Linked DNA regions of Homo sapiens: region 1 is linked to region 2. Evidence: read pairs that join two places in POLR2A ChIA-PET (ENCODE). Cell type or tissue: MCF 10A. All regions are shown on one strand. Links, peaks and the distances in the headings refer to the core of each region. The heading gives the core; the rest is flanking DNA. Region 1 overlaps LOC643327 (a long non-coding RNA gene). Region 2 overlaps SLC22A23 (solute carrier family 22 member 23).

Region 1 (5,376 bases), core at 246-5,245, 80 kb before region 2:
TTATTCTATTTACAGGCACCATCAAACTACCACATGGTTTTAAATATAAACAACTACCAATAAACAAGTAACACCCACAGAAATCCAGAGCCAGGAGGAGACATCTGCATTAGGCTCTGGTGCTGAAAGAAGCCTCCATCACCAGGTCAAGTTTATTTGCCAAAAAGAGAAAAAATAAATAAGTCCACCACCCAATCCCTTCTGGAGCAGCCATCCTTTCCCCTCCCCCTCCACATTCAGTCACTGGAACTGGAAGTCACTTTCATGCCAAATAATAATGACGGCCAGGTGTGGTGGCTCATGCCTGTAATCCCAGCACTTGGGAGGCAGAGGCAGGCGGATCACGCGATCAGGAGATCGAGACCATCCTGGCTAACACAGTGAAACCCTGTCTCTGCTAAAAATACAAAAAATTAGCCGGGTGTGGTGGCACGTGCCTGTAGTCCCAGCTACTCGGGAGGCTGAGGCAGGAGAATCACCTGAACCCAGGAGGCGGAGGTTGCAGTGAGCCGAGATAGCACCACTGCACTCCAGCCTGGGTGACAGAGCAAGACTCTGTCTCAATAATAATAATAATAATAATAATAATAATAATAATAATAATAACGATACTAATTCATTATTAGTGTCATTTAACAAATAATGAATTTGCACCATTTTTAACTTTGCAAAGCTCTTTCACTTTTGTTAGTGTAGCATTTTAATTATGTTACCAGAAAGGAAAGAGTGAGCTGGAAGCTGGGCCGCCTTCCTTCACTCAGCCCCACAGCCCATCCCAAACCGCTCCAAACACAGCTCCTGCAGAGCACCCGCAGAAACCACCCACGTGTGTGTGTGTGTGTGTGTGTGTGTGTGTGTGTGTGTCTGAATTCATGCTGAGTCATGGGAGCCAGTGTTGTGCATTGTCTGGTTGGTGAGGAGCTCTCAGATGTTTGTGAAATGATCCCTGGGGGACATGAGTAAGCTCTTCCTAGACTCTGAGTGCTGAGGTCAGAGATTGATAGAAAAAGAATTAGAAATTTTGAAAAAGGCGTAGAAATTCCAAGCAGGGCAGAATTCCTAAGAGAGACTATTCTTTTTAAAATTACTGACTCTCTTTTGAGGACTCATATCATTAAGGATCTGGAGATAAAGAGAAACTTTGGATGAGTAATACTTTTATTTTGAATTTTAAATATTGCACTGATGTTTTTAAAATAAAGCAACCTCATCCAGATAATAGAAGTGCAAGATGAGCTTCCCATAGTGGAACTTGCTTCCACCAGTGGCTGGTTAACTACATTAATTGGTTAACTAACAGGGCAGCCAATTTGGTCCTTGATGGGATAGCTAGTTTCTCCTTGCTTCTTTCATTCACCATTTATTGAATGCTAACCCTTCATTCGCACCATTTACTAGGTGCTAAATGTGAAGGAAACACAGTTGGACCTTCCCAGAGCTTAATGTTTCATGGAAGAACTCAGAGAAAACCCATTTTAATAGATTTAAGCCATCTGTTTCCAGAGAGATGAAGCTGGGAAATGACCGTGTAACCCATCATCTGTGCAAGACAGGAAAATACCCTATTGTCAGCCATTTCATTACTGGTGAAACGAAGGTGTTCTACACAGATTCGGTTTGCAGGGAGGCAGCATGGAGAATGTACTGGCTGGGAACCAGAAGAATTGAGCTCTAGGACCGTATCACCCTCGAATAAACTCTTTTTCTTTTCTTTTTTTTTTTTTTGAGATGGAGTTTCACTCTTATTGCCCAGGCCAGAGTGCAATGGCACAACCTCAGCTCACCACAACCTCCGCCTCCTGGGTTCAAGTGATTCTCCTGCCTCAGCCTCTCACGTAGCTGGGATTACAGGCATGTGCCACCATGCCCAGCTAATTTTGTATTTTTAGTAGAGATGGGGTTTCTCCATGTTGATTAGGCTGGTCTCAAACTCCCAACCTCAGGGATCCACCCACCTTGGCCTCCCAAAATGCTGGGATTACAGGTGTGAGCCACCGGGCCCGGCCGCCTCTAATAAACTCTTAAATTTAGGTCAAAGGATTCCACTTTCCTAGGCCTGTTTCCTCTCCTAGAAATGGGGGGGTTCAGTAGATGGCTAGAGGCTCCATTTAGCTTCATTATTTGCTATCACTCAAAAACCTCACAGTCCTGAGAAAGGCAGCCATGATTAATTCCTCGTTGTCTTGGAAGAGAACTAGTTGTGGTGCACTAGCCAACACATAAGCAAGCTCAGCCCTTAGCCAGCGGCTGCCTTCCCTCTTCTACTGTGACTAACCACCACTGGACCTTAAGGCAGTTGTTGGAACCAGTAAAAAGAATGTTCCTCTCCTGGCCATAAGTACAAGTGGTTATTTGCAAAGCTACATAATGGCGTTAATTAGTGAGAGTTCACACTTGGGCTTAATGTAAACAGACTCTCCTAGTAACAGACAACTTCAAACAGTGAGGCTGAATTCCAGTGTAGACACTACCTAAGCAAGTGAAGAATCAATTTTGAGGGGAAAATTAGAGACTTTGGGATGGAGTCCAGAAACCATGGGGTGGGGTTCGGTCATCGGAGGAAGGAGAGGGGCCACCTGAATGATTTTCCCTGAGCAGCTGATAAGCATATTAATCTGGGCAACTGAAGATCCCTATCAAACTATTGATACAGCTGTGTTTGGCTCCAAGTGTGCTGAATCTGTGCCAGCTCTTCACAACCTGTGATCTAATGAGCTGAGGACAGGAACTGGGACCTGGCCCTTGCGTGCTCCTTTGAAGGAAGAAGGGAAGGAATCAAAAGTGGAGAAAAGAGGGCTGGGCGTGGTGGCTCATGCCTGTAATCCCAGCACTTTGGGAAGCAGAGGTAGGCGGATCACCTGAGGTCAGGAGTTAGAGACCAGCCTGGCCAACATGGAGAAACCCGGTCTCTACTAAAAATACAAAAATTAGCCGGGCATGGTGGTACGCGTCTGTAATCCCAGCTACTCGGGAGGCTGAGGCAGGAGAATCGCTTGAACCTGGGAGGCAGAGGTTGCCGTGAGCCGAGACCATGCCACTGCACTCCAGCCTGGGCGACAGAGTGAGACTCTGCCTCAAAAAAAAAAGAAAAAGAAAAAGAAAGAAAGAAAAGCGAGCCTACAGGAAGGGGACACCATTTCGACTTTGTTTTCTGGTTCTTTTACCTTACCCGTCTTCGAAAGCTAGGCCTATGAGACTAGCTACAAATATAAAACGTACCTTTACGGAGAGGACATATGGGCAAGGAATGATTTAAATTCTTAGCCAATTCCTCTTGGGGTTTAGACACATTGTCACTCTCGTTAAATGGAAATGTGAAGGATAAATTCTTAGCCAACATCAAAAGGAGTGGCGTTTGAAAGTAGCGATAGAGAAGAAAGCGGGCTCTCTCGCAGTCAGAGGCCTAATCTCACCCCACCTCCACACTGCACCCACCCGGATGAGGGTTCCTTCCTGGAAGCTTTCATGTGTCTCAGAAGAAAATAATTACCATCAGAGCCACTCGAAGAACAACAAAAGAAATCCTTCCTTCTTATTTTATAGTCACGGGTTATTTTAAACCCCAAATGGTATTTCTCAGTTTAATCGCTAAACTTGGTTTCAATTGACTTTTACTCAGTTTTCTTAAAGTCGAGAGCATAAAAAATTTCTCACAATTGAGACTATTCAAAAGAACGTGCGGCAGACTCCAAATGCAATATCAGGAAGAGGGGGCCAGAGGGGTTTAGACAATACAGCACCTTTTTCAGAAGTCTATTGTCCTCTGTGGAAGAGGTGAGAAATTTGTCTGTACAAGTCCAGGCTTGCTTGTATTAAAATATCTAATTTTATACATAACATTCTTATCTGATAGGCAGCATTAAGATCCTCTTAAAATGAACTAGGTGGAGGAAAAGGGCAAAACCATGATACACAGTCACAGGAAACAGTTTAGATTTTCCTTGATTGGATTCCTTCTGGAGAGAGATTCCCGAGGACCTCCAGAGCCACACCTGGCTCCTTTGATGACTTTCAAACTCGCTCCAGGCACCGATGGTGAATCCCTAAGGGGCCTCAAATAACGGTGGCTGTCGAATGAAAGGCCAAAGTAGTTTACCTGAGTGTCTAGTGAGTTCTGTTTCCAATAGTGGGGTTTTCTGAACATCTCACATAATGAAGACAGAGTGGAAGTTACAGAATTTTATACTCAAGAGGTTTTGAGTCTATCCCGGAACCCAAAGCAAAGGAGAGTCAGGCAACTTTATAAGAAGCCCTCACTGTCTAGGGGCCTGTTTTGTTCAGGGAATAAAGGCTAATGCTAAAATGATCCTCCTGACTTTGTAAATGATTTCCAGAGGGCTCAAGGGCTTAGGGATGGCTCCCGGGAGCGCGCAGTGGTTGACAGTACTGGCCTGAGGAGCTGGAAGTGGACATTTTCCTGGAGGGAAGTGATTTGGGATTTCCCAAGGTCACTGGTATTGGGGCAGAGAGGAAGCCAGTTCCAGAAGCAAAGGTATGAGTCAGAGAAGCCCACTGGGCCCAACTCTTGCTGAGAGGACAGGGAGAGGAAGGGGCAGTGGACATGCATCCGACTGGAGATGAGCCCTGTCAGATCTAGACATCTACCCCATGGAATCAGAAAGATCTGGCAGAAGTTTCCCACTCTTTCCATCTGGGGGAGATGGCTAACCGTAGTGGATGAGAGTCCCAAGCATTGGCATGAGACAGGTCTGAGTTTCTGTTTTGAATCCTGGTTCTGATACTGCATGACCTTGGGCAAGTTACTTAACATCTTTTAAGGTTTGTGTCACGCGCATCTGTATGAAGAGAGTCCACCAAACAGGCTTTGTGTGAGCAACAAGGCTGTTTATTTCACCTGGGTGCAAGCAGGCTGTGTCCAAGAAAGGAGTCAGCAAAGGGTGCTGGGATTATCATTAGTTCTTATAGGTTTGGGATAGGCGGTGGAGTTAGGAGCAATTTTTTATAGGCAGGGGGTGGATCTCACAAAGTACATTCTCAAGGGCGGGGAGAATATTACAAAGTACCTTCTTAAGGGCGGGGGAGTATGACAAAGTATATTATTGCAAGGGCGGGGAGGGGGTATTGTCATAAGGTCAATTGATCAGTTAGGGTGGGTAGGAACAGATCACAATGGTGGAATGTTATTTTTTGTGGTTCTTCATTTGCTTCAGGTCATCTGGATGTATATGTGCAGGTCACAGGAGATGTGATGGCTTAGCTTGGGCTCAGAGGCCTGACAGTTTGTATCCTCGTCTCCGTAATGGTGCAATGATCCTTCCTTCGCGTAGGGTACCTTAAGTGAGATGAGATATGTGGAAAGGTGATCGCGTGCTCAAGAAATGCTAGCTGTGAGGATTATTAAGGTTATTAGGAATG
Region 2 (5,376 bases), core at 314-5,313:
GTATCTGATGACTCTGTGATACACGGATCTTGTTCTTTGCAAGGATTTAATTGAATTACAGAATGCACCACCCAGAGAGTACAAGCTGCAGTCCCGGGATATTACAGTGCCCGATCCCTCTTTTCCTTTGTAATTGTTACTCTAAAGCACAGTGGTGTTCTCTGACCAGTTCTGGGTTGGACCTTATTTTCCGTGTCTTTAGTGGGGTCACTGCCGGATCTTATTTCATGTTCTCTGCAGGGGGTCATTGCTCTTCTGCTGTGTTTCCAAGCTCTCCTTTTTGGCATTTTTCCTTTTCACCTTGTGACGGTAGAAGCGAATGTTTGCACAGTTGGCTTTTCCATTTGTGATGCCTGTGTGGAGTGCAGGGAGAGGAGGGAAGGGCACAGGGAGAAGCCACACCATCTCCAGGGCCTGAGAGGCCGTTGCCTCGTTCCTATCCTCTTTTCAGAGGGATGAAGAGGTAACTCCGAATGAAGGAACGATTGAAAACCTGAGAATAATTACCCGCTGAGAAGCTATGCAGACCGCTGCCCTCTTCAAACGTTGAAAGTTATTATAAACAGTTTGTAAACATGAACCCAAAGAATTTGGACAAAGGCGTGGAGCAATGGTTGTCACATGTCTAAGTTATAAAAGGAAAATCAAGTGGGAAACATGTATTTCTGCTGCCATTTTCCCGCTCACATCATCCTATGAGGCAAACCAAGCATAATCAACAGTTTCAAAGAGGAACTTAGAGGAGGGTTTAGGTCAGAGCTGCCTAAGAGAACCTGCAGCATCAAGGCAAATGTTCTCTACCTGCACTGCCCAATAGTCCAGCACTAGGCACGTGTGCTATTGAGTGCTTGAGATGTGCAGGAGTAACTAAGGGACTGAATTTGTCATTTAAAACCATTTTAATTCACATAAGTAACCACGTATGGCTCGTGGCTATTATATTGGATGGGCCCAGTTCAGGCAGCAAGTAGAATTAGAGACAGTAGCATCATTTCTCCCTTTCACAGCAAAACTTCTCCAAACATGAGCCCCAAGCATTGTCTCTGGGGCCTTGCTTTCCGTCCTTGCCTCAGTCCACTGAGGCTTTCGTCACCCCCGCTGCTCAGGTGGAATTCCCTTGATAAGATAACCCACAGCCTCCAGGCTGCCACAGGCTTGGTCATTTTCTCTTTTGCTTATCTGAACTTCTCAGCAGTGTCTGACCCAGCTTGACCACACCCTCTTCTTTGCTTTCATGATACCTCACCCACTTGGCTTTTCCCTTCCTTTGCCCTCCCTCCAAAGGTTGGATCTGGGGCTCCTGACATTTCTCCATCTACACTCTCTGTGTGTCTGCTCTGCTAGAAACATGGCACTAATTCACCTCTCCATAGGCCAGAGACTCCCAGGTGTATATCACCAACTCTGACCTCCCTGCTGAGTTCCAAAATCGTATACCCTACTGCCTTGTGGATGTTCCACTTGGATGTCCAGTAGGCATTTCAGATTGTGTGGCCAAAACAGAACCCTCCTTCCTCCCACATCCTCAGAGCCATCCCTCCCTAGAACCATTATCCATGCAGTTGCTCAAGCCAAAAATGGGTAAGAGTCACCCTTTCTTCTCTCTCTCTCCCTTGATCAGCAAATCCTCTCAGTTCTTCCTCCAAATTACATTCTGAGTCCCTCAATTTCTCTGTCTCCACTGCCACCCCCTGAGGCAAAGCCTTTTCATTTCATGCCTGGAAAACTAAGCACAATGGCTTTCTAACTGATCTTCTTGCTTCCTGTTCAGACCTCTACAGCTCATTCTTCACTTACAACTAGGGTGATATTCATACAGCCTGAATCAGAGCTTCTACTCTCCTGCATCGATCTGTCTATATAGTTAGCAATAGCTTCATTTCTGAAAGCACTTAAAACCAGAACAACAGGGATTTAAACAAAGTGGAGTTTATTTCTATCATCAATATAGTCAGTCCTGGGCTGCTGTGGCAGTCCCATGACACTGGGAGCCCAGGCCCCTTCTGCTGTCCTAATCCAGCCAGCAGAGCAGTGGAAAAGAGGAAGAAGGAACACTCCTTCCCCTTCAGGTCACTGCTCAGAAGTCATGGGTACCACTTTTCACATCCCATTGGCCAGATCTCAGCAACCTATCCACACCCAATTGCAAGGGTGGCTGGAGAACTTGGTCTTGTTTTGTACAGCTATGAGCCTGTAGGAAGAAGGGGAGCATGGTCTTGGAGGATGACTGGTGGTCTTTGCCACACGCTCTAACAGCTTCCATCGTGCATTCCAAATGCTACTGCAGTCCATGCTATCTTGCATGGTTTGGCCCTTTGATCTTGCACTGTGTCCAGCCAGATGGATCTTTCAGCTCCTGCTTGCTCCTTAGTTCCTTTGTACTCACCTTTCCCTCTGCCTGAAATGCTCCCCTCCAGACCTCTGCAGGCCTGGTCCGGTCTTGTCACTATGATCGCTTTTCAGTTGATGCCTGTGGAACTTTCTCAGGCTAGCTAGTCTAATCAGTACCCAAACAATTTCTTCAGACTCACCCAGCCTTTTTTAAAGCATCTGCCCTACCTTAAAATACCTTCATTTATTTGTGTATTTGTATCTCCGCATACCACTCATCCACTCTAGAGGAAACACCTTGAAAGCAGGGTCCTTATTGTTCTTGCTCTCCACTCCATTTCCAGTGCTTGGATTTGCACCTGGCACAGAATGGGTATCTAAATACTAGTTTGATGAATGAATGAATTCATGGAACATGATGAATGAATGAATTCATGGAACACGATGAAGATCTGTGCCGCAGTATTGCAGAATAGATATACATATGTGATTCTAAATTGTTAAAGCTGGAAGGGCTAGACTTTTTAGTCCAATTCCCACATATTAGAGATATATCACAAGTGTTTTTGAATAGTAGAGGGAATTTGCTGAGATTTCTCACAAAGCCTCATGACCCAGATGGATTTGGCGTGGATGCCCGAACAGTTGGTGGGATTCAAAACCTGTTGCTCAACCCACATCCTACAGGTATTGATTAATGAATTGATATCAGCAAGAATAAAGTCTCCATGAGCTGGTGAGGACATTTGTGTGCAAATCACATTTCCATGAGCCCAAAAGGGGAATGGTGAATAATGAATGATAACCTAGAGTCACTCTCTTCCTTTTCCTTACCATTACTGGTTGATTCCCCCGAGTCATTGCTGTTATTTTCATTGTAGCTCCGTGAGAGAAGGGACAGGGCTGATCTTGTATCTTCTTGTCAGGGGCATTTTTGGTAAGTTTGAGAAATTTTTCATCACTCTAATGAGTCAGGGTATGATTCTCTTCATTCCATTCAGGCAGTTGACCAAATTCACGGAAAAAGAGGCGCCAACATCAACAGTAAGTGTCATGGTTCCCTCAGATCTCTGGGTGCGGCTTCTGGGCAGAACTCCAGCTTCCGCATTGGAAGCCAGTGGTTTGGCAGATAGGCAGCATATTATTGAAGCCTGTAGGGCCTGAGACTGATGTTTAGAATATAAATGTTCAGTGATGATGTTTAGTACACTCCATAGCCCCACTTGGGGTCCACTGATACATACCAGGCTCAGAGATGCTGAGTGGCAGCCAGCTTTTGGTGCATTGAACTGATCCATAGTGAAATAGAACCATAGTGGCCCCAGTGTGTACATCTCTGCATTAGGTTATTCTTAGGTAACATTTAAACCTGCAAGTGAACCCGAAGTGTACCTCAGAACTCTAGGCCCCGGGGAGCACTAGAGTTCACTCCAACTGTGTGGCTTTCTTCTCATGAGAGATCCTGTGGACTAAGGTCATGGTAGATGTGAACAGAATTCTTAGCCTTCTCATGTTAGGTTGGCACTTGGACTTAATTGGACTTTGGGGAGGGAGGAGAGAGGGAGAGTGGGGCAGAGAAGAGGGATGCAGGATCTACTTAGATCTCTCTGCATTCTGACAGAGGGGCATCTTTTAAAATCTAATTGAGTAGTATTCTGTGATTGAGGCCAATTACCTGAGATGGCTGAGTGTTTCAATTTCCAGGCAGTTCTGCTTTCTTTCTTCGGTACCTTTCCTCCTCGGTGTCATTGGATGTGAAGTTTAACATAGGCCTGGAGGTTATGGAGAGAGCCTCATTCCTTTTCCTGACTGTGGCTCACCGCTGGTTGCTGTTCCGGATGAGCCCACGGACGGATGGTGGCAACTGGCCCAGTGATGCCGTGCCAGGAGAACTCTGTTCATTTCATCCCAAACCAGGCCTTTTTTTGAAATGCAAAGTGATGATGTCACTTTTGTATTTTAGCCCATCCTTTGACTGGCTGAGTCTTATTTTTGGAGGATGGGTACATCAGCTTTGCGAAGTTAGCCAAAAGGCAACAATGAGAGCGAATCTTTGAAACCGGTTCCAGCAAGGCCGTTCTCCACTAACGGGTGTGGTGCTGTGCAGTGGATTCCAAGCAGCTGGCAGCAGCCTGAAATGCACGTACCAGCTCCCTTTCCCCTTATGCCTGCTTTGCAGGGGTGATTCTGATCCTTCGGTAAGTCAGGAAGGATAACTTCATCCCTGTACTTTCTCCTGCACAGGCTCTAGGCCATCTCCATGAGTGATTCCACCACCCTGAGGAGTTTAGGGCTTCATGGAGTGGGAGGAGGGGTGACTGTAGTGAGCCTGAAATGGTGGTGAGGCCGGGCAGTAAGAGAGCAGTAGACAGAAAGGATGCCAAGCACTCTGTGGAGACATTGTCTCTGTTCCTCGCCCCACCTCCCTGCTGAGAGAGGCCTTCCCTGACTGCCTCCTCAGCGCTCACCAGCTTGTTTCTCTGGTCACAGTCTCCTACTCTAATTGTCTGCATAGACTTCAATTTCAATTGTGATAGAAAACATATCCCATAACATTTACTATCTTAACCATTTTTAAGTGTACATTTCAATAATGTTAAGCGTATTCGCATCGTGCTTCTGTCATGCCATTCAGCCCCAGCACTTTGTTGTTGTTGCTTTTTTTTTTTTTTTTTTTTTTTTTTTGAGACAGAGTTTTGCTCTTGTTGCCCAGGCTAGAGTGCAGTGGTGCAGTCTTGGCTCACTGCAACCTCCACCTCCCGGGTTGCAGTGATTCTCCTGCCTCAGACTCCTGAGTAGCTGGGATCTCAGGCATGCTCCACCACACCCAGCTAATTTTTATATTTTTCGTAGAGATGGGGCTTCACCATGTTGGCCAGGCTGGTCTCGAGCTCCTGACCTCGAGTGATCTGCCCGCCGCAGCCTCCCAAAGTGCTGGGATTACAGGAGTGAGCCACCACGCCCGCAGCCACCACAGAACTTTTTCATTTGCAGAACTGAAACTCTGGTCTGCAAAAAATACGAACTCCCCATTCCCCCTCCCCA

The links. Peaks named below come from ENCODE experiments on the same cell type or tissue, not always from the same donor. Only the 100,000 strongest peaks of a DNase experiment are listed, where the experiment ranks them.
Region 1: POLR2A ChIA-PET joins it to region 2 with 6 read pairs; 5 of 35 experiments call an interaction of 5 or more read pairs at or near these places.

The regions. Positions count from the first base shown.
Region 1 is chr6:3,468,803-3,474,178 of GRCh38, reverse strand. It overlaps LOC643327 (a long non-coding RNA gene), which reads right to left. Exons shown (of 2, transcript NR_147844.1): 2 at 5,169-5,293. Among named protein-coding and RNA genes, the nearest start is that of SLC22A23, 14 kb to the right of the region's middle. RefSeq lists an enhancer at 750-1,044 and a cis regulatory region at 655-1,135. In MCF 10A, for the core only: no CTCF peak of the experiment used is centred there; a DNase peak (open chromatin) is centred at 908.
Region 2 is chr6:3,388,909-3,394,284 of GRCh38, reverse strand. All of the region lies in intron 3 of SLC22A23 (solute carrier family 22 member 23), which reads left to right. Among named protein-coding and RNA genes, the nearest start is that of SLC22A23, 65 kb to the left of the region's middle. In MCF 10A, for the core only: no CTCF peak of the experiment used is centred there; DNase peaks (open chromatin) are centred at 3,374 and 4,254.